3 separate regions of the Mus musculus genome follow, and regions 1 and 2 are each linked to region 3. The links are chromatin loops, found by intact Hi-C in ENCODE. Cell type or tissue: left cerebral cortex. All regions are shown on one strand. Region 1 overlaps Rif1 (replication timing regulatory factor 1). Region 2 overlaps Neb (nebulin). Region 3 overlaps Arl5a (ADP-ribosylation factor-like 5A).

Region 1 (8,000 bases), 280 kb after region 3:
TCTAGCTGTGTGTGGTGGTGCACGCCTTTAATCCCAGCACTTAGGAGGCAGAAGCAGGCAGATTTCTGAGTTCGAGGCCAGCCTGGTCTACAAAGTGAGTTCCAGGACAGCCAGGGCTATACAGAGAAACCCTGTCTCGAGAAAAAAAAAAAAAAAAAAAAAAAAAAAAACATTTAGTTGTCTGAGAATGGAGGGAGATAGCTCAGTGGCTAAGAGCACTTATTTCACTTCCAGGAACACATTTCAACTCTAGTTCTATGGGATGCTAATACCTTCTGGCCTCCAGGTATCAAAATCAGCCTCACATGGTATATAAACATACATGCAGGCAAAACACATACATATAAATTTAAATTTTCTTTTTTTTTTTTTTTTTCCTTCTGAGACAGGTTTTCTCTGTATAGCCCTGGCTGTCCTGGAACTCACTTTGTAGACCAGGCTGGCCTCAAACTCAGAAATCCGCCTGCCTCTGCCTCCCAAGTGCTATGATTAAAGGCGTGCGCCACCATGCCCGGCGCTAATTACATCTCTAACAAGACTGGAACAAGATTAAATTAAGCACAAACAAAAGACCATCAATGAGGTCTACCTATTCGAAACTACACGGCAACCAACCTACTCAGCTCTGCAAATTTTGTGGAGTAAGCCTACTAAGCTTTTATTTTACAATGATATTTCCATTCCTAAGAGGGTCTACAGTAGGATAAAATAAGATATATACCAAAATATGCAAACACTAAGCCTTTATTCATATCAGGATACACACGTTTTACTTTTGAAGTAAAAAATGTGTGAGAGGTTGCCAGGAGGTGGTAGCACACGCCTTTAATCCCAGTACTCGGGAGGCAGAGGCAGGCGGATTTCTGAGTTCCAGGCCAGCCTGGTCTACAAAGTGAGTTCCAGGACAGCCAGGGCTACACAGAGAAGCCCCATCTCAAAAAAAAAAAAAAAAAAAAAAAAATGTGTGAGAGGAATAAGTACCAACTAATTCAACACTGAGAAGTTTGACCGTTAAGACATTCCCCTAAGCCATGCCTGGCAATTCAATCTTATAATCCCAGTGTGTATGGAGGGAGGAAAGGATCCAAAATCAAGAACTCTTTGGTACACAGAACTTATGTTCTGTATGAACATGGTTCATACAGGTGAACCTCGTTAAAATCTTTTATTTTTATGTCCCTTCACATTGTAAGTCTTAGAAATTTAAATCAACAATCCAGTGTGACACTGATCTCAAACTGGACATGTCAGAGGATGCCTTTGAGCTGTCCCTAGTGCCCCTGCAAAAGCACTTCTGGCTTATGCAGTACTGAGGGGAGAAATTTATACCCTCGTCAATTCTAAACAAGCATCTACCAACTGAGCTTCAGTCCTAGGCTCAGATTACTTCATCATTACTATAGGAAATTACAACTACATCTCAGGCAGGCCATGACCTGGCGATCCTCCTACCTCAGCTTCCTTAGTAGCTAAACACCCTCCTCAAACTGCCAAATTTTAGCAATACTATGTCTCAAAATAAAGGTGAAAAACAGACAGACACCCCAAACGCCTACTCCTCTTACCACATATTTGATGTAATCTGAGGTAAAATGATGTCAACTGATGCTGCACAGTTCACCAAAGCTGGGTAAACACTTTCTGTTGGGGACAGCATGGATTCTTGGGCCATTTCTGTAATCTTAAAATAAATTTCAAGAGCCATTAAGTAGAGGTTACAAGATCGAACATGGAAGTATAAAGTTACATAAAAACTAAAGCACTTCTTACTAAACACTTCTTTGGGCTCTTAAATTTAGAGCTCTGTGATCCTGGGGACAGAAATCCTTTGGCTGAAGTGGTATTATGCTAGACAGAAGTAGAGAAAAACAACACTCAGAACCCCAGACAACTATAATGTTACAAGTTAAATTGTACAAGTAAAATCGCCCTTGTAAAATGTTAGGAAATGAAAATGGAATAGGATAAAATATTAATTTACCTGTGATATTTAGCTGATTGATTGGCCTTAGCCTTCTCCATGAAAAAGCAGTATATATCCAAAGCAAAGAAGACTGTTTCTTGATCTCCAAATACAACTTTAAATAAAGACATATGCATATTTTGAAGACCACAGCTTACCTTAGAGTGTGAAGTAGGTGAAGTTTTAACACTTTTTATTATGGGAGAGCTATTTGAAGAATGAGATCTAACAACAGAGCAACGCCTATCAATGTCATCTGCCAATCCTGCTTGGTATATTGGATCTGCAAACGAGACACGTCTAATCTGAAAGTACAAGATAAATTTTCATTAAGAAGACAACACCTGTCATTAATTGGCACTTTTACAATTGACTAGTGATTAAAAAGATATTATTCTTACTTTAGACCCTTACAAATGTCTATGTAAATCAATGAGTTAAACATAAAACAACTTGGATTAAATGTATGTACATATCCCCCACCCCAAAAGATGACAACACCTTGAGTTTGTGCAAAAGCAAGTATTTCCAAGCTTATTTTACTAGAACCCTCCTGTACAACTGTTCCATCTTTCAGATATTGCCTAATACTGCAGCTCATCCTAATTATATACTACACTACTTCTTCAGTGATCAAAACTTTAACTCTTTAAATTAGCAATGTACAATGAATACAAAGGATATGATGGTGTACACCTTCAATCCTAGTACTCAAGAGGCAAAGTTTGAGATCAGCCTGGTCTGCACGGTATAGATTTCCAAGTTCCAGATCAGTCAGGGCTACATAGAAAGACCCTGTCTAAAAAACAAATGCAGGAATGGCAATGTATACCTGTGATCCCAGCACAGGAGACAAAGGCAGAAAATCACCAAATTGAGGCCAGTCTGGAACTTCATAGTGAAACCTCAGCCTCAAAGAACAAAACAAGGGCTCAAAAGACAGCTTAGGTGTTAAAAGCACCAGCTGCATAATGACAGCCAGAGTTCAAATCCTAGCACCAACATTAACAAGCCAGTTCTACGTAAGTCTGTAACTCCAGCTCCACGGGATCTGATACATTCTTCTGGCCTCACCAGGATCACTGACTTTTGCATATACAAACGTACAGACCAAAAAAAAATAAATTTCTTTTAAAAATCCTGTATAATTTGATTTAGTTAACCAATAAACTCTATTATACATACTATGGATGGTAGTAACTGGCTTCTGGTATATCTTATTAATCATCGATGTAAACTTGTGAATGCATGCATGTGGAAGTCAGAGGACAACTCTGAAGGGAGTGATTGCTCAGGTGTTGTACAACTAATTTTGTGAGATGATGCTTCTCAATGGCCTGAAATTCCCCAAGTAGACTAGGCTTACTAAGCAGCAGACCCCAGAATATGGCTGTCTGTCTCCCCAAGACAGAGATTATTAGGACATGCCACCCAGCCCAGGATTCTTACTTTAAGCGTGGGTTCTAGAAACTGAACTCAGGTCCTCATGGTTGCTTTGCAAACATGAGATCCCCCACGCTATCTCCTGTGCCCTGCCCTAAACTCTCTGAAGGCAATACAAATATTGTGGCCACAGGGCAACAATTTTTATCTATCTTAACCTCACTGTGGCTGAATTTGCTTCTTGTAAAGGACTACAATATGTTCACATTGAGCTATTTGCTAAAATATATAGCGGATATTAGTATCATTCCATATCTTCTAGGATTGATTCTTAAGAATGGGCAAAGTATCTACCACAGAAATTAAATCTTCCCAAGTATAGCCAGGACTACATAGCAAGACCCTGTCTTCAACGAGAGACAGAGACAGAAACAGACACTAAACCTAAGTTCCTATCAAGCAGTAGTACAATAGTTATTCTAGTTAAGTTGTACAAGCCTTCTAAAGAATTCAGAATTCTGTCATCTTGTTACTGCCTTACTACCCTTTGCAGTCCACAATGAACCTGTTTCCTTTAAAAAAAAAAAAAAAAAAAAAAGTATATAGCTACCAATGTGTGAACACCAGGCCAGCCAGAACTGCATAGTGAGGGCCCTTTGTCATAAAAACAAAACAAACAAACAAAAAAAACCAAAAGTAAAATAAAATAAAAATCAAGAGCTGTTACATCTTCCTAAACAACTTCATCTCTAAAGTCTCAGAAGCCTTTTTAATGTTATTTTTTCCAGATTGTAAAACTAAAGGAGTTCAGAGTTCATACTGCAGCTGGACAGTTATGTGCATGCTCTCCTGGAGATAGAGGCAGAGGCAGGCTAATGAGTTCCAGGCCAGCCTGGTCTACAGACAAGTTACTCAACAGCCAGGACACAGAGAAACCTTGTCTCAAAGAAACCAAAAACAGAAAAAAGAGCACACACTGCACTTCAAAGGTCCTAGCACCCACACTACGCAGCACTTGATGTCTCTACTTTCTATAGGCACCTGCACTACTATACTGTGCACATGTCCTAATATATTCATACAAATAATTAAATGTAGTAAAAATTAGTCGAAAAAGATATACTTATTAGCCAAAGGTGATGAAACAGACTATAACCCTAGCTGAGGCGTGAGTGGTCAGCATGGAAAACAAGAGGTTCACACACACACACACACACACACACACACACACACACACACACACACACACACACACACAAACTCCAAAAAAAGATTTAAAAACATCCGTGCTTGTAAGGGCAAAGTTCAAAGCACCATCTTTATATATACCATACACATATGTTCAAATAAATATTCTATAGTATCAGATATCAATTTCAAGATTAAGTTGAAAAGATCAGCATGGCATCATTTAGGACATGCTTTATGTCAAGCAGAGGTTACATTTTTCTCATTCATTTAACCTATGTAACCTAGATAATCCCATTTTTTCCTGAAGCTTTTCATGTGTATAGTTAAGTGCAGAAAAAACAGACATTAAGGAAATAAATAGTAAATGAACACCTGGGAATCTCTCAGTGACCGAGTATGTGCCATGTGCCAAACATACTCAACACTGTGCACTGGATTCCCCCAACCTTGAAAAGGAACAAAAACTGGATAGGGGAGAATCAATTTGGTGGCATGCACCTAAGTCTAAAAAAAACTAAGTCCTGGGCAATGTGGTGCAGTAATAGAGCATATATAAACGGGACCATGGATTTAATCTCCACAATGGACAAAGGAGGATAAGGACTACAGGAAAGAAATTAAAAATGAGGTAGTTACAAAATATTTTAATTGTCTTAGAATATTTTATATTAGTTAAATCCAAACACATATTAAGTGCTGACACTTTTGATCAACAATAATCAGTGCTGCTTGGCTTCTTAAATCTGGCTCCATGAACTGGATTGTAGAAAAGGAAGATCCTAAATGAGAGCTACCCATTATGTCCCATGTGTACACCTACATGAAGTTTTTGAGTGTGAGGTGCAAGACCACCTGAGACCCTTCCTGACCTTCCCATGGTGAGTGGCCATGATGCTAACACCCTGTCCTTTACTAGGTTTCACATAGTGACCACATATTCCAAGCAAACATTAGATTCATTAGTGTCATTCCTCCTACCTTGTTAACTGGTGAGATCTCATCTTCTTGGGATCTTTTTAGTCCTCTCTTTAAAATGCTTGTGGATGGAGAAGCCAAAGGTGACCAGACACAACGTGCCTGCTGCATACCACTAGGACTTTCATTTACTGATCCAAAAGAATCCAGCTCTAACTTTTCGGGAGACGTAGTATTGCTTTCTGCTCCAAGTTCAGAAGCCACTTGAACTAGCAGACACTGTGGTAATTTCTCCACTTTCTCTGAAGTAAAGCAAACTTCCTGCAGAGTATCATTTCCCACTGTAGCTTCATTGCCACTTAATTTTGCTTCATCTAATTTATTAAGTTCAATGGATGTCTCAGTTTTGCAATTAACAGTTCTTTCTCCAGAACTCATTTCAATGTCACTAACAAAGCTCTGGGTGTTGACGTCTAGTCTTCCAATCAGCGCTTCTTCAGATTTAGAGGCACTGGCAAGTATGTCCGTCTCCTTTACCCTGGCACTGTCAATTTCAGTGCTCATCTGGGCTTTGTGACTTCCCATTTCTTTGTTCATTTCCTCACATGAGCCTGAATCAGATTCATTGCTCTCCCCCTCTATTTCCCCACTAGCTGCGTGCTCAGTCTCAACATCCTTGCTTACAGGTATGGGAGTATCAGAAAGATCCATACCTGAATTAAAGTCCTCAGTGGCTACTCCTTCAACATTCACTTCAGTTGTGACTGCTTCACATTCATCTTTTTTATTATCTTCCTCTGTTGCCACATCTACAGAAACATCCATTTGGGTACTCTTTTCAGAGTCAGCAGCTACAAATGCATCATTTCTTACATTTAATTCCATAGTTTCAACTCCCTCTGGACTGGACCCAGCTATGACTTTGCATGCCTTCCCTACATCGCTGATGTCAAGCTCTCCGTTCTCTGAAAGCTGCTTCTGTGAAATGTCTTTGCACTCACTTAAGCCTGGGTCCTCAGCAGGGCTGTGGTTCTCACTACATGGCCCTTGGATTTCAGACACTGCTTCACTAGCGTCTGTATCGTAAGTCTTCTCTTTCACAGTTACTATTTCAGGTGGAAGGGAAGCTTCTTGCAACTCAGCCTCAGACTTAACTGAATCACCAGTAGTACAATTCTCTTCTTTAAGACCCACATGAAAATTCACAAGAGGCTCTTCGCCTGCCAACTTTGTTTCAGCATGGTCACGAGCTTCACGAGTTTCAGGGGCAGTCTCAGGTACTTGTAGATCTGTCTTTTTTTTCTCCACACTCTTTATAGCATAACTTTCTGTGTTCTTTAACCCAATAAATGACTTTTCCTGGGACTGTGATTTTTCGCCACAGCAGTCACAACTTTTAGATCTCCTGACTCTCCTACTTCTCTTGTGTTGGCATTCAACTTGGGTGAATTTTTCGGGAGACAGAGAGCTGTCTGATACCCTCACATTACTATCATTATCTTGTTTATATAATAATCTCTTACTGGCATTCCTAGTCCTGAGGTTTGACTCTGGCACAGGTAGACTTACAAATGAACTGTCTACACATTTGTTAATCTTACTTTTCTCCTCGCCTTTGGGTGGAGCTTGCAGTGAATCTGCAGGCCCAGCAGAATCCTGGAGGATGACCCTGTTGTTATTTGTACTTTTTTCACAAACCTGAGCCGCTGCATTTACATCAACATCAGGAACTGCCTGGCCATCGAGTGTCTGATTTGCAGTTTTCATAACTTCCTCTTCAGCCTTTTTTTCTTCTTGTTCTTCAATGTCAACACTGTCACTGCTTCTATTTTTCCATTTCCCTGATCGTTTCTTTCTAGAAACTTCTTCCTTTGCCTCAGAACTGTCAGATTCTGAGTTTTCAACAGCAGAAATCAAACCCTGCGAAGCTCTTCTTGTTTGATAACGTGTCCGTCCTCTTAAAGGTTTCTCAGACGACTTGTCTAGATTGTCCAGGGTACCACCACCTCCTTCAGAACTAACATTCTCAAGGTCTGGTTTTCTTCTATTTTGGTCAATTTCAGCATTAACACTGGGTTCCCCTGAAGTTCTCTCAGGTAAAGTATTTCCCTTTTCAGTTAAATTTTCCTGTATAGGTGACTCATCAGTTAGTTTTTGCGTGGGCAACTTATCATCTTTGATACGCAACGGACTCTTGGAGATTATTTTTTCTTCTTCCTTTCGTCTTTCCTTTTTTTGCTGACCACTCTCTCTCTCTTGGCTGTCACTGCAAGAATCTACAGCTTCTGAACGCCGCCTCGAAGACCGTCGGAGTGTTTTTGGATTTGGGGCTAGTGCAGCAGCCTGACTATCTTCATTTACTATTTGTTCTGTTCGTGCTACAACTGAGGCTGTACTTTCTTTAGATTCCATATTAATGCCTACATTTTTCTCTTCTGTTGTTAAGTCTTCCAATGAAGCATTTTCTACTGCTGGTTTAGGATCTCCATCTTTATGCTCTAGGGTAGCTTCAGAAGGATGATCATCATTTTCTGACACATGTTCTGTT
Region 2 (8,000 bases), 91 kb after region 3:
ATATGCAAGGTGCATTTATGAGGGGAATCTCCAATAAAGCGAGATCAGCGATGAAGAGGAGGCCAGGACGGTGCTTCTGGTAAAGGACCAATTGTGAGAGGCATGGAGAGGAATGTGAATGAAAAGCCACCTCATTCTGTCACCTACCACAGTGGTGGACGTGGTGACTGTGATAAACGTGGTGACATGACAAGAGTCCAGTACACAGATTCCACAGAGCAGTCTTCCTAAGCTGTTGCTCTTGTGATCTTGGCCAGCTATTTTGCAACATGTCTGAAGAAGGTTTTCCATTCAGTAAACCTTTCTCTTCTGATCTTAATGGTCCTTTCTCTGCCCATACCCTGCTTCTCCCTCTTTAGCTAAATTACAAAGCCAAACATGAAAGTGAAAAATTCAAGTGTCATATACCTCCGGATGCTCCTGCCTTTATCCAGCACAGAGTGAACGCCTATAACCTAAGTGACGTAAGTCTCTCACGTACTGCACCACAGACAGCTATGCCCCTGGTTTTGAGTTGCTTCATTGTAATCCAATGACTACTTCAAGGTTAAAGATGGGAAGAACCCTTAACAAATGTGTGTTTCTACCAAAATAACTTTAAACTTGCCTTGTAAATCCCTACTGCTTCTGTGTAGTCATCTTGCAAGTAGCTTCATTCAATTGTTAGATAACCTTAATATGTTCTAACCAGCCTCTAAAATATCACCCTGCATGTGTATTTTGTTGTAATTCTTAATGCTAGATCTGTTAGCATTGTTATATATCCTATACTGTAATTCAACTTTCTTGGAATATAATCTTTTTTTTAGAAATGATTTCCTTTATTCCCCAGGCCTACAGTGTCCCGACACAAATTAGACTTATTTCTACCTGTAAGAAGGCTTATGCTAATGATAGCCCAGAAGGAATATGTAAAGGGCAGAAGGCCATGAATCCATTGTCAGCTTTCATTTTCCAAATTTAATTTTATAGAAAAGCTAAATGACCCTCAGGAGAAGAGTGTGTCTTAGTTTCTTCAGCAATTCCTAAAACAAGTACTGCGATTATCTAGCCTTGGAGGGTAATAGGATGCTTCCTGAAATGACCTCTGAGTGGATTTAGAGGGCAAATGGAAGTGATTCCTGAAACCACAGAGAGTAGGCTGACTGCAGAATGTGTGTACCCCTCACTGCTGTTTAGTTTAGAACTCAGATATTAGTGAGATCACTGAAACGGAGCTAATTTGATGAAATATTCTGATGGAGAACAAGAAACCTAGAAGCTCCAGCTTATGGAAAATGACCTCAAGCATGCACAATTTTCTAGACAATGAACAGGATGCATTTATCTTCTGTAGAGAATAAAGTAATAGCTGGGCAGTGGTGATGCATGTCTTTAATCATAGCACAGGGTGGGGTGAGAGTCAGGAGGCAGTTGTATCTCTTGTGTTCAAGGCCAGGCTGGTTGATCTATAGGATGAGTTCTAGGACAGTCAAGGCCATACAGTGAAACCCTGTCTCATAAAACCAAAATAAATAAATTAATAATAATAATAATAAGGAGTTAGCCTTGGTCTCTAAATGTGATGTCAAATATTTCACTTTTGTTAATTCCTTTCCCAGAATGTCTACAAACAAGACTGGGAGAAGAGCAAAGCTAAGAAGTTTGACATCAAGGTGGATGCCATCCCACTGCTGGCAGCCAAAGCCAACAGCAAGAATGCCAGTGATGTGAGTGTAGCTCTGGGCTGGGCTGCTGGCCTGGGATGCCCCTGCTGAGCAGTTAACATGTGTGGTGTCCTTGCAGGTGATGTACAAGAAGGACTATGAGAAGAGCAAAGGCAAGATGATCGGTGCCCTCAGCATCAATGATGACCCCAAGATGCTGCACTCCCTGAAGACCGCCAAGAACCAGAGTGATGTAAGTAACTTTCACAAGCCACTTCATTTTGATGTGGGGATCCCCACTAATTAATGTACCCTTGGGTTGCATGTCAACCTGCACTCAAATCTCACATTTGCATGGCAAACTAAATGTGGAGAGGCGATAGCAGAGATTCACTGCTAGTGATGTTCTTCTCTGGGAGGACTGTGTCTTTAATCTCCTCTATGCCTTTGTTTCATAAGGAGGAAACAAATAATAAAACACTGTTTTCTTTATTTCTCAGAAGTGGCCTAATGTTAGAACATACAGTGCTCCTAGTATCAGTGTGGGTGTGCATTCACTCAGTGCCCTGAACTGACGTGCTTGCAAAGATGTGCAGAAAACAAAAAAAGCAGGAAGCGAGAAAATCAGCTGAGAGGCAGAGTAGAAAACCGGCTGAAGCAGAAACACAGAAGCAAGACATTTCAGTTTAAGAATTTTATAAAAGAGAGATTATGAAGCAAGATATGACAGAGCACTTGTTGGAGGACTCCAAACCTTAAAATCTATAATTTGTGGGTAGCTGCTATAAAGAGAATGTAAGGCTGATGGTGAAAAGCAACTTCCAAGCATATGAGAAGTGTGTGCATCGAGTGCTGAGCTGGTGGTTTTTGTAGGACTACCTGAGTCCTCAGGCCCTTCTTAGGCCTTAGGCCTTATTGTACTTCAAATTTTAAAGCAATCCACATTCTTCAAGCACACACAAATGGGACAGTTATTTCAATGCATTCACACGCTACCCTTTTCAATCTGAGAAATACTGGGATAGGTAATATGAACACTTGCTGTTATTAGCAGGTGACATCATACAAGACATGAGCTTTAAGAGTATCCTTTCTGTGTGATGGAAGATGGGTGGAAGAAACCATACTAATTCCATCCCATTGCTCGAGTCTGGCAATGGCATAGATGACTGGTAGTGTTTGAGATATGTATTTTCTTCCTTTTTCCGTTGACAGAGACTCTACAGAGAAAACTATGAGAAGACAAAGGCCAAGAGTATGAATTACTGTGAGACCCCCAAGTATCAACTTGACACCCTTCTGAAGAACTTCAGTGAGGTTCGAAAAGCCATGGCCACCTCTTGGGTGGGAAGGCTTTCCTGCCCATTGGAAAGTTGCTATTAACTCAAAGTATGTGTGTTTTTCTTTATTAGGCTAAATATAAAGATTCCTATGTAAAGAATATGTTGGGCCACTACGTAGGCAGCTTTGAAGACCCATACCATACACACTGCATGAAGGTTTCTGCTCAAAACAGTGATGTAAGTTTGAATCCAGTTCCTCTGGCCTTGTAGTGATATTGCTTGGGAGCAGCAGCCATCCTCAGTTGGTTTTGTTCTTCTGCCATTTCAGAAGAGTTACAAAGCAGAATATGAAGAAGATAAAGGGAAATGCTATTTCCCTCAGACAATAACCCAAGAATATGAATCTATCAAGAAGTTGGACCAGTGTAAAGATGTAAGCCAGCTGCCCTGAGTTCTTCGGATTGGATGTAGGATGCTTCTGACATCTAGTGGTACATTTAACAGGAGTTTAAATGTTGTCACCTAGTTGTCAGGATGGAGTTGTTTTTATTTTTTAATTTGACTTTGGATGTTGGATCAGAGAATACAAAAATTTCTAGGAAGATTTCTATTGGTTATGAAATTCTTTCAGGTTTTATGTCTATTTTCAGTAGTTTGTATAGCTATAAATTCAGGACAAAAGGAGACTATCCAAATTTGTCATAATCAGGGTGTTCATTGTTCAACAAAATGATACCGGGCTAGCATGAGCCTGACACTGTCCTCAGTGCTGGGAGCTAGGGGGAAAGATGATCTGCTCTACCAGAAGTTCAACTGGAGTGGAAGAGACAGGCAATGAACAAAGAGCATTCAATATCAAGAGAGATATCATCTAATATACGTGGGTGACTCAGTTAGACCAGGGTGATGTGAAGAGACTGGAGGTCCAGAGTGATCTGAGGCAGGACTGTTCTGCTATGCCAAGATCAGGGGCAGAGAAGCAGAAAGAACGCTCTCAAGAGAAAGAGGAATGGAGAAGAGACATGACCGAGATATACCAGGGAGGAGGAGGATACTATAAAGATGAGGGAGGATGGGATGGGCAGAACTTATAACTCAATGTACAGCCCAAACGAAATGCAAGTTTCATCACAGAGCTATGTGGGCACTGGAAAGATTGACTGGGCAGCTTAGATGAAGCAGAAACCTCAATGATTTCTTGGCCTTTTGGCTAATATCAAGTGTAGAAAAATCATGAAGTAGGAAAGGAAGAAGGAATAGAGATAGGTGGGAGAAATGGACGGAAATAATATAATTCTGTTTTAGTTTAAAATAAAAGCTACACATCTACCACAGAACACTGGGGAAGGGAGATGAAAGGAGAGAAAGAGGAGTAGAAAGCAGAAGGAAGTAGCATTTGGATCCATTCTTCAGGACTAAGGAAAGCAGAGTTTTAGATGTAAAGTTCTCCGGCATTGGTGTGGTATGAACAGGAATAGAAAAGTTCAGCGTGGAATGTCAGCAGAGGCTCTCTTCTCTTCCAGCACACCTACAAAGTGCATCCTGATAAGACCAGGTTCACAGCAGTCACCGACACTCCCGTGCTGTTGCAAGCCCAGCTCAACACCAAACAGCTCAGTGATGTAAGTGTCCTGACTTCTTTGCATGGGGGTGACCCAGGTGTGACTTACTGAAAAATCTCAGTGTCTTCAAGTGTCATCCATCGGTCATGTCCTTAATGCCATGTTTCAGATTTTAATACGATGCAAATGTAGCTGCTAGCTTGAACTTTAGCCCCCTCCCACAGATTGTTAGACAGCAATGAAGTAACTGGTATTTTTAAGTAACTCATTGATTTTTCATAGAATTGTCTTACTAATTAAAATGTGTCCCATGAATGCTAGACCTTTGCGACACTTAATAGAACAGTAGCAACTGAGAAACATCTATTTAATGGGCAAAATGTGGAGCATTCGTGTTCTGGTGAAGTCAAAGACTTTAAAGAAAGAGAAGGTGTGCTTACAACAAAGCAATGTGAAAACAAATGAGAGTTAAAATATGGGGGCTGCCTAGATGGCTCAGTGGGGAAAGATGCTTGCCACTAAGTCTGAATGCCTGAGCCTTATCCCCAATCTCCTTCCATGTGGTGGAAGCAGAGAACTGACTCCCCAGAATTGTCCTCTGACCTCCACACTTGACATTGCACATTTCTGCGCGTGCGCACACGCACACACACACGCACACACACACACACACACAGAGAGGGAGAGATGGATGGATAGATAGATATAGATATAGATGATATAGATATAGATGATATAGATATATCTCACAATTCCTGTACCTAAGGCTCAGGAAACATCAAGGAAGAGGTAGGCAGAAATATGTTAGGAGCCAGAGGACCATAAAATAAATCTGCTGTAAGTTTTGTCTCTTGGGAACGGCAGGCAAGCTCCCCTCTTGATACCTCAACAATAGGGCTAGCTCAACCATACCTGAACACTGACACCAACAGATGTGCTAATGTGGAGCGCCACCCATAGACAAAGAACCCCAGGCAACTAAGGGATGCTGAGAGTGAGAAAGAGAGAGAGTCTTCCCGCAGGGAGGACCCCCTTAGCTGGGTATCCAGCGGTCAGTCCTGAAATAACCGTGTACACATGCAGCAGTGAATGGGTTCAACAGGTTGTGTTTATCTATTTATGCATGTGTGCGTAATTGCATGTGTGTATGTAAAAGGAAGAGTTAAAGAAAAGGAGGCCAGGGATTTGAGAGGGAGTGAGGGGCACGGGAGGCGTTGAAGGAAGGAAAGGTAATGGAGAGAAAGCAATGCAGTTACACTTTCAGTAAATAAACGAAGCTAGGATGCCGGGAAGAAGAATGCCCGGCAGGGCACTGTAGACAGAGAGGTGAGGAGAGTCTAAAGAGGGGACAGCGTGGACCAGACTTTATAGCTGCGTTAAGATGTTAGTGGGAATTATTCCTGGCTTCCTTACTCCTCTCACTATAGAGCTTTATAACTTTGGGTTTTCACTCCCTCCAGACCCAGTCTTGTGATGCTGATGAGGCATCTGTTAACTGTGTCTATAGTGTAGCAGCAGAAATGTCAGAGTGAGGCCCAGTTGTACCATGATTCCTCTGAGAGACGAATGAGACAGTGACAAGATTAAACAACCCACCCCCCTTTCTTCTTCTTCTTCTTTTTTTTATTACATATTTTCCTCAATTACATTTCCAATGCTATCCCAAAAGTCCCCCATACCCTCCCCCCAACTTCCCTACCCACTCATTCCCATTTTTTTTTTTTTTTTTTGGCCCTGGCGTTCCCCTGTACTGGGGCATATACAGTTTGCGTGTCCAATGGGCCTCTCTTTCCAGTGATGGCCGACTAGGCCATCTTTTGATACATATGCAGCTAGAGACAAGATCTCCGGGGTACTGGTTAGTTCATATTGTTGTTCCTCCTATAGGGTTGCAGATCCCTTTAGCTCCTTGGGTACTTTCTCTAGCTCCTCCATTGGGAGCCCTGTGATCCATCCAATAGCTGACTGTGAGCATCCACTTCTGTGTTTGCTAGGCCCCGGCATAGTCTCACAAGAGACAGCTATATCTGGGTCCTTTCAGTAAAATCTTGCTAGTGTATGCAATGGTGTCAGCGTTTGGAAGCTGATTATGGGGTGGATCCCTGGATATGGCAGTCTCTACATGGTCCATCCTTTCGTCTCAGCTCCAAACTTTGTCTCTGTAACTCCTTCCATACCTGGAGGGCATCATCCTGAGTGAGGTAACACATTCACAAAGGAACTCACACAATATGTACTCACTGATAAGTGGATATTAGCCCAAAACCTAGGATACCCAAGATATAAGATACAATTTGCTAAACACATGAAACCCCCCCTTTCTTCTTAAAGAGACACCAATACCTTCTTACATAAATTCAACGAAATTCCTACTTTGAACTGTTTGAATGTCTGCTGAGTTCATTTTGTGTGCTGAGAAAAAAAAAACACTCTGGGGCCAAGTAATTTATAAAGAATAGAAGTTTACCAGAAATAATTGCCCTTGACTGAAACCTGAGCACTAGGAGGCTGAAGCAGGGGATCTTGAGTTTGAGGACAATTTGGGCTTCCTGGTAAGACATTATATCTAAATCGGTCTTGTTGCCCCTCAAAAAGAATAAAGGTTACTTAATTCATAGTTTCAAAGGTTAGGAAGTCTAAGGGCTTGGTGCCAGTCCTGGGTTTCTTGTTGAATCATTGCATTGCACAGGCTTTGCTTAGGGGGCCAGAGAGCAAGCCCTCCTCAGAGCTCATTTTTATAATGAGGCCATTTCTGCTGGCCAATCAGACCATGAGGGCAGAGTTCTTGTGAGCCTATCACCTCTGATGGGTGGGTCCTGTTAAGTACCACCAATGGAGACTTTAAGGGATTAAGTGTAATTGGGACACACAGTCAGCCCACAGTAACATATTTTCCCTCCCTGCCCCCATAACCCTTCAGCTGAATTACAAAGCAAAGCATGAAGGTGAGAAATTCAAGTGCAGCGTGCCAGCAGATGCACCGGAATTCATCCAGCACAGAGTCAATGCTTATAACCTGAGTGATGTAAGTAAGAGGCCAGACGCTTGCCTCGTATGTGGAAAGAGAGAAAGTGTGCGTCTGCCTGAAGACGTAGAACTAGATTCAACGAAGTGAGCTCTGGGGCCGGTTATGAGTGGAAGTGAGGGTTCTAAGTCTCACGTACTCTGGGAACCTATTTCATTAGCAGATATCATTTCCAGGACCTCTCTTATTATCAGAAGAATTTTCTCATTTATTCCTATGATAAACTCTAGAGTAATTGAGATGTCTCCCATGTAAATATCTCATTATAACTTTTATAGGTTGCTGTCTATAATATAATTATTTGTGATATACTTGAGTCTTTTGAAGGTTTTTAAACTATTAAGGCAGAGTATGGTGTTTATACTTTTAGCGAAGTAGAAGAAGAAATTATGTAATAAAAGAATCAATAGTTATACTACTATTTGGTTAATAAATTACTCATGATGAAATAAATTTACAGATACAAACTTTCAATTTTTTTTTT
Region 3 (8,000 bases):
GGATGAATGAGTCTCTGTGGTGTTGCCTGCTCATTGTGCATACCCTTGGTAGACATTTCTCATAGTGTGTACTTAAAAAGTGCCTGACATTGATTTGTGTTGATTTCTAAGTCCATGTAATAAATGATACATGTTTTCTATGATATATATTCTTGGGGGTTTTTGTTGTGGTGTTTGTCTTTTTGTTTGTTATTTTGATTTGGTTTGGTTTGGTTGGGGGAGGGGGGAAGGTTGAGATCTTACTATGTAGCTCTGAGTGTCCTGAAACTATAGACAAGGCTGGTCTCCAACCCAGAAGGATCTGCCTATCTGCCTCCTGAGTGCTGGAACTAAGTTGTATGCCACCACTCCCAGCTTGTACTGAATATTCTTGTCTTATTGGTGACATAAGCCTTGGGAATTCTAAGCCACAGTTTATGTTTGATTTCAACAAAGTTGAAAATACCAAGCCATGGCATATAGAAACATGAACAAAACTAATTTGCTCCCCCCACCCCCAAAAGGGTCTTAACAGATTTATGCAGAATAACAGATAAAGATTTTTAGGGAAATTCCCGAGCATGGATGTGAGCCTATCTAGAGATGGAGGCAAGTACTTCTAACAAAGCCATATGAAGTGTGGTGGCTTCTGAATTACAGTGTTCAAAGCATTCCTGGTTTAGGAAGTGAAGTCACGGGGTGGTCTGAGGAGCAGGGCTAGGATTGGGACTAAGGCCTAGATTCCGCCATTCCCTGCTATGCTAGGTTACAGGTGAAGCATTTGTACAAGAGTATCAGAAGGAGGTTTCATGTTTTACAGCTGGGAGAGCCGTCCCAGCAAACCTGTGGATCTTGTTTTCTCAAGCCTTAGACACGGCTCATTGCTGTTTCACCATTCTTTCAGTGTTCACAGTCTCCAGGGAGTTTTGCTGTGAACTTCTTTATTAGCCTGTGAGAGGCCTTAGCCTAACTCCATGGTGAGGGGCCTTCTTCCCATCCCCATGTCCTTGAATTTTCCCTTTCTGTTCTGTTTCCATTTCCTACTCTAAAAGGTAAGTCCCCTAATCTTAAAAAGACCTGTCTTCTGAAACTTCCTGCTGAATAGACCCTCTCTAATCAGGAACCCCACAGCCAGAGCCATCCAGGATGCAGAAGACGTGAAAGCTCCATACTTAATGCCTGGAAGGATGGGTAGCCACCGAGAGAATGGTGTGCAGTGCAGAGCTCCTCCCTACAAGTGGACCGACCGGCATCCCTGGATCTGTAGCCTATAGACTCTTGGGAAAGCTTTTACTTATCTTGCTGGCGTTGTAGTTATAGAGTTAAACCCAGAGCCTCACACTTGATAGTCAAGACTTCTGCCACAGAGACACACCCCCAGCCAAAGTTTATTTCTTAATTCACTCACAATGCATCACACCTGCACTAAATATTCATTTACCTTTGAGAGGGCTGAAGAAGAAATCTTAAAAAATTAAAAAAAAAAAGATTCTGTCACCTAAATGTTTAAGAATAACAACACCTTTTATAATACAACTAGCAAGTCCTGAGCCTTTGTGGCTGCTCTCCGGTTTACAGCTGCCATCCTAATAGTCATTTGACTTAGAGGAGTTTAGTTTTTTTGTCTCAGTGGTATAAATTGTACATGATCTTAAGTGAGCCTACAATTCCTATTTTAACATGTCTTCCAAGGCTCTGTATTTGTTAAGTAAGCACGCAGGCACAGGGAGACATCTTTATTTGTTTCTTTTAAAGCTTAGCTGGTCTTGGAACGAAAACAATACCTCCTATTTTAGATTTCTTTGGTAACTATGTGAATTGGAACATCATAGATTCAGAGTCCTTTTACAAATTGTATAAACGTCCTGCCTCTGCACTTTTACTGGCTGTGTGAAATTTCAGTTAAAGAATATTAAGTGATGTAAATGAGCTAAATACCTAATAAAAAATGAAAAAAAATAAAATAAAATATGAAAAAAAAGAATATTAAATGATCTGTCACCTGTCATTGCCTTTTGAGCATTTTTTTTTTTTTACCAAATGTGTCCTTGAGATTCATCTTTGTACATAGCTTTCGTTGTATGTGTGAGTCTGCCTAGGGTTTGTGTCTCTGCTCAGAACTGTGAGGTAGATTAGTGACTACGCCATGCTACATGGCTACTGGTTATTTTCTGTACACCTGAGCGGTTGGTTACCAAGAACTTTCCATTTCTTCCCTCCCTGGTAATCTGTTTGCAGCTGAGGTGAGAGGATCAACAGAGGAGTAAGATTTTTTAAAAACTCAAGAGTTTATCTCCCATATCTGCTTCACATGCTTAAGATTTTTGCCACGTTTTCAAGATCCCAGATACACTGCCCGTGCACCAGAGTTCAAAGGTAAAGGTTGGTGCTTGTTGGAAGTCATGTGTTAATTCTTTCAACTGGCCCATCCAGGGCCCATCCTTAAATGGCCAACACGTGACTGGAGAGTTTAATCATGTGATGAAATGTGATGGTGGAGGGGAAATGGTAGACAAGTGTGATGTGGAAGAAGGCAGGATAACCAGAGTCCAGATGATCTCACTATATGTGGAAGTAGAGAAGACTTAGGGGGCAGTTTCCATTACTGGGACTGGCCATAGGCAACAGCGTCGTGCTTGCTGCTTTTCTGATGCTGCTTTTGGATGTACTAGTCCAGGTAGATCATGGTACATTGAGATTTGAAAGTAGCACTGAGTCGTTTTTGTTGCTTTTAGAGAATCTGGTTAGGGCCCAGTTGGTACAGTGCTTGCCTGACGTGCAGGAAGCCCTGGGTTCCGTCCCCAGCACTGGATAAAAGTAGGCATGGCAGTACAGCCCTGTAATTCCAGGTCTTAGGAAATAGAGGCAGGGGGATAAGAAGTCCAAGGGTATTGTTGGCTACATAATGAGTTGGAAATGAGCCTGGGCTACATGAGACCCTGTCTAAACAACAACAAAGGGGGTTGTATTAATAGGAATGAAAAAGAACACAGAAATGTTTTAATTTACATTTACTTATGAGATGCCCCCCACCCCCACCCCAGTTGTGAGGTCTGGGTAACCGGTAGGTATTGATTTGCTGGCACAGAACCATTTGCATCCTGTGTGGAAGCCTGAACTGTGAAGCATTTTGAGAGAATTCTTGTCAGTTATATGTATATATATGTGTGTGTGTTGTATATATATATGTATGTATATGTATGTATAAGGGAGCTTGCCTGTTTCACTCATTGCCTTACCCGGTTGCTTCTGAAGGATTCTTGAGACAGCTGCCTCCATTCTGAAGGTTATTTTTAAAAATATAAATAAGCAAGCACAATGCAGTGTGTGGGGAAAGAATCTTAGTTTCAGCAGCCTACTGAAGCAGCCCAGCAGAAGCTACTGGGTTACGCCCACAGTTCTACACGGGTGTGGCCTAGCCTCAGGCATGTTTCCAAAGCTGTGAGGCTTTAGCCTCACTACTACCTAAATGTTCTTAGCAATAAACTCTTTCTCCATAACTCATCTGTGAAATCCTATTGAAAGAAAGCAGATAAGATTGACATATCAATTGTACGCGTATTTTGTAATTAACACTAACAAACATTGACTTTGTGAAAATGACATTTTTACTAAACCAAAAAAAAAAATTGTTGATTGGGGGACTAGATACAATGTTTTGTCCATTAAAGTTTTTTTATTTTGAAAATCCATTGATTAAAAAGTGAATTTTAAAAATGACTCCTCTTTGTACACTGTCTTAGCACTTTTCCAGTTGCTCTGATACTCTGACAAAGGCAGGGGTCGTTTGGTTCCCAGTTCAGGTCACTGATGCAGGGAAGTTACAGATACTCAAAGATCCCATCAAGACAAATGACGCAATCTTGAGCAAAAAAACAATGACGTAGTAGGAGACGTTGCACTGCCTGATTTCAGTTATGCTACAAAACTATAGCAGCTGAAAGCAGCTTAACATTACCAGAAATGCTGAACATTCATGGGGCAGAACTGAGCTCAGATGTGAACCCACATATCCACAGCCAATGGACTTTCGAGAAAGGGAAAGAGGCATTGAGGAGCATCGCCTTCTAGAAATAAACCACGCCCATGTGCAGAGCATGAAGTCAGTCCCTCTCATCTCTTAAAATAATCAACTCAAAATGGATCGGACTTTGCAGGGGGCCTGAAACTGCGTGTTCCTTCCACCTAGAAGGCCCTCTCCTAGTCACACAGAGAGCAGCCTTTCCACCTATAGTCTTGAACACTGAGCTTGACAGTAACACTGGGGAGGCCCTTCCAGTACCTCTGTTCGGTGCCGTACTCTGAGATTCTCCCATGTTTTGACAGGTTCTTCCGTAACCCAGGATGGCCAAAAACTCACTGTGTAGCTGTTTTTGATGTGAAATTGTAACCATCCTGCCTCTTTTGCCTAAATGATTACAGACATCTGCGCCTCCCCACCCCACCCCGTGCCCAGCACGGTTCCTCTATGTTTTAGCAGGGTGCTATAGACAGCATCTTTCGTCAGGGGTTCTGTTCAGTTCAGTTTCACATCAGCTTGGCCAGCATGACTTTCTCTAGGGCTGTCAATGAGCACAAGGCTTGCAGGGGTTGTCCATTTTACCTGCTAGTTAGCACATAAATATCATAAAGTGATATGAGCACTGTGCCTAGCATTGCCTTAGCAAACTGTTCATAGGGCTTTAGTTGTGTCTTGGATATTCCCTGGTTCTTGGTTAAGAGCAGCTAGGTCTGTGTGTTTGTTCAAGTGTTTCCAGCTGAGCAATGTAGCATCTATATTTCATCTATCTTGGGATATATGCTAAATAACATTATACATTTGACAAAATTATTCAGGAAGCTAGGCATATAGCTCAGTTGGTAAGGTGCTTGTCTCCTGTGCAAGAAAGCCAAGTTCAGACCTCAGCATAGCACAAACAGGATGATGGCACGCCCTTGCCGTCCCAGCATTCGGGAGATGGAAGCATGAGGATTAACATTTCAAACCTACACTGGGAGTTAAAGGACAGCCTGGAATACAGGAGGCCCCGTATCCAAAGAAAAAAGATACTAAAACATAATTTGGCAGGTCGTTGATGATGTCACTAATCAGTAGTAGACTGGGCTCACTAATCTAGTATCTTTAATCTTAAAAGGCATTTTAATTAAATTAACTAACTACACATTTTAATTGGTTGTAAGTCATGAGGTGATCAACATTACATGTTAGTTTTTATTGTGTGTGGTTTCTGTTTTAAGGGAAACGATTAGACTTCTGGCCATTCAAGACGCAAGTAAAATCAACTGGGTAAAGAAGGAGTTTTGGCTTAAACTAGCTGTCAACCCTGAGCCCGAAAAAGTCCCATTCAAATTAAAATGTATCCATTAAAACTGTATTTCAAATATTTCTTCACAATGTGAAATGATTTAAGAACTATATGCCTAGAATTGTTGTGTCATTAAATCTACTTTTAGTTAGAAACTGCTTTGTTTGCTCTGGACAAGTGTGAATTATTGGTCCTGGGTTGGAACTGGTCCTGATGGGGGCATCATCCTGCTGCATAGCCTAGAATGGCCCTGACCTTCCTTCTGCATCAGCATCCTCTCCTCAGCCATGGGATTATAGGGATGCACCACAGGCCTGGCTTTATAGTAGTTGTTTCTTGAAAGAGAAATAAGAAATAGAAAAGGAGATTTACTAAGATAGGAATAATTGATTGAAAATGATTGGGCCAGGCATGGTGGAGCACAGGTTTAATCCCAGCTCTTGGGAAGGCAGAGGCAAGCAGATCTGACTTTGAAGCCAGCCTGGTCTACATAGCAAGTTCTAGGACAGCCAGGACTATATAAAGAAACTACACAGAAAAAAGACAGAACATGTTTACTAATCTTGTGTATATGCTCGTACTTTGGGTTTATTTAATGACATTTTGGTGATCAGTTTTAAAGAGTGAATAGTAATCACATTTTTAATTGGGAAGGGGGCTATTTTTCACACTGTAAAATCACTTGCTTGTTTTTCCTTGGAAAAAAAATCAGGCCCATTTAAAGTTTAAAGGACTGCCATACCAATTTTACCAGATAAAAAGCCTCATACAGCCAGGCGTGGTGGTGCATGCCTTTAATTCCAGCACTCGGGAGGCAGAGGCAGGCGGATTTCTGAGTTCGAGGCCAGCCTGGTCTACTAAGTGAGTTCCAGGACAGCCAGGGCTACACAGAGAAACTCTGTCTCGGGGGAAAAAAAAAAAAAAAGCCCTCTTACACAGATGAATCTTTATACAACATTCTTCATGATAAATATAAACTATTTATTCTTTATTCAGTTATTTATTTTTTGCCTCTTAAAATAAATGTCAACCCATCTACTTAAGTTAGTGTATAGACAAGGGCTTGTAGGGAGTGTCACCAGACAGCAGTGACTTCTCTAGGGTGGATACAAGGCTACCTTTTGTCTCCTGGTCTGGGTGAAACCGGTCTGTAGTCCCAGTACTCACGAGTCTAAGGCAGAGCCATGAGTTCAAAGCTATATTCTGTTACATAAAAGTAAAGTATGGTCACTTTATTTCACAACTTATTCCAAATATTTGAGTACATTATCAAGTTTATATAAAATAATTTTATTTAAACAATTTACTATAAATTTACTATTAAACTATAACAAAGAGACCCCATAAGAATGAAAAGAGTATAATGAACAGGCACATAGGTAATAATATGCTTTATTTGGAGCTGAGGGGGGTGCTTTGAGATAGGCTTTCTAGTGGTTCTGGCTGTCCTGGAACTGGCTGTGTAGACCCTGCTGGCCTTGAACTCAGAAATGGCTCTGTCTCTACCTGAAATATGCTTCTTACGATTTTTCCGCTCTGACTTCACATCACTAATTAAAATTCATATGCTCTCATAGCATGTGTCTGCTCATAGCAGACAGCAAGCTAACAGTTTAGATATTAGTAATACATGTTTTTAAACTGAAACAACTTACTTTAAAGGAGGAAGTCAGACATTTTTGCTAAGCATTGATTCTGCTTTGCTGATGGTGGGAGGACAGGAAAAGCCGTGATGTGAGGTATCTGCCAGAGAAAACCACTCAGACATGGGCTCAAGCCAAGAGAAAGTCTTAATTAGCCAACCAACAAATAATGGGAGTACAGGACCCAAGGGCAGACACAGGTTTTTTTCATGGTGGGCTTTTAAGCACAAAAACACATCCTGGGTTGACCCACTTCTGTTAGTTAAGATCAGCCAGAAGCAGGATTACAAGAGCCAAAAATCAAGGTCAGTACATTTAGGAGTTTCCCCAGGACTATGGACTTGGATAGATTAGGACTTTGTTCTCTTTTCTAGTAGGTGCTGGGTTCTAAGGCCTGGAGAATGGTACTTATCTCATGGTGTCAGTTGTGTGATGGTCTGCGGGCCTGTTAAGTTCACGGGACAAGTAGCAATAGCATTCTGAGGGCTGTGAACAGATGTCACTGTGCTCTGCCTGTGTGAAAAGGAGCCAAACTGTGAGGACTGAAGTCTTACTCAAGGGGAGAGTGCCTGTGATGTCCTTGCCATAGACAGTATGTCCTGCAGCTGGCTCTGTCACTCTAAGAAAAGGCTCATTTAAAAAAAGATCATGAAGTAATTTTTAGTTCAGGGGCTGTATTTTAAGGGAGATGAGCCTGTAGTTTACTGATTAAAGTCAAAGGAAACCTTATGGTTACCCTTTTTACATACATACATACACACACACACACACACACAGAGAGAGAGAGAGAGAGAGAGAGAGAGAGGGAGGGAGGGAGGGAGGGAGGGAGGGAGGGAGGGAAGGAAAAAAGAGCAACATCTTCATTCTTCCATGTCCTTTATTTATGTAGCCTGCCTCCAGCAGGTGTGACGCAGATTAAAGATGGCTCTTCCCACTTCACGTGCTTTAATTAAGGAAATCCATGCACAGGTGTCCCCAGCTGCTTGGGTTTTAGTTCCAGATGTAGTCAAACCGAGAACAGCCACCACTGCACACAACTAGAGTAGCTTGCACAACCTACAATGGGAATTCA

What was found. A loop is a pair of places that touch in the nucleus more often than their neighbours do. Peaks named below come from ENCODE experiments on the same cell type or tissue, not always from the same donor. Only the 100,000 strongest peaks of a DNase experiment are listed, where the experiment ranks them.
Region 1: a loop joins it to region 3, with 2.1 times the contacts of the local background. A loop is called at or near these places in 2 of 42 quality-filtered maps.
Region 2: it touches region 3 in a loop (2.2-fold over the local background); 15 of 42 quality-filtered maps call a loop at or near these places.

The regions. Positions count from the first base shown.
Region 1 is chr2:52,110,516-52,118,515 of GRCm38, reverse strand. Rif1 (replication timing regulatory factor 1) reads right to left here. Exons shown (of 36, transcript NM_001355415.1): 30 at 5,516-8,000; 31 at 2,122-2,268; 32 at 1,771-1,848; 33 at 1,566-1,681. Among named protein-coding and RNA genes, the nearest start is that of Gm52510, 17 kb to the left of the region's middle. In left cerebral cortex, no CTCF peak of the experiment used is centred here; no DNase peak of the experiment used is centred here.
Region 2 is chr2:52,298,993-52,306,992 of GRCm38, reverse strand. It overlaps Neb (nebulin), which reads left to right. Exons shown (of 157, transcript NM_010889.1): 18 at 360-464; 19 at 1,602-1,709; 20 at 1,786-1,899; 21 at 2,862-2,963; 22 at 3,059-3,166; 23 at 3,258-3,362; 24 at 4,453-4,551; 25 at 7,412-7,516. The region is part of intron 2 of 4930573O16Rik (RIKEN cDNA 4930573O16 gene); the gene reads right to left. Among named protein-coding and RNA genes, the nearest start is that of 4930573O16Rik, 12 kb to the right of the region's middle. In left cerebral cortex, a CTCF peak has its summit at 3,416 (motif pointing left); DNase peaks (open chromatin) are centred at 2,230 and 3,364.
Region 3 is chr2:52,390,096-52,398,095 of GRCm38, reverse strand. Arl5a (ADP-ribosylation factor-like 5A) reads left to right here. Exons shown (of 6, transcript NM_182994.2): 6 at 1-145. It overlaps Gm13522 (predicted gene 13522), which reads right to left. Exons shown (of 4, transcript NR_166117.1): 4 at 7,788-7,984. Among named protein-coding and RNA genes, the nearest start is that of Gm13522, 16 kb to the right of the region's middle. In left cerebral cortex, no CTCF peak of the experiment used is centred here; a DNase peak (open chromatin) is centred at 3,352.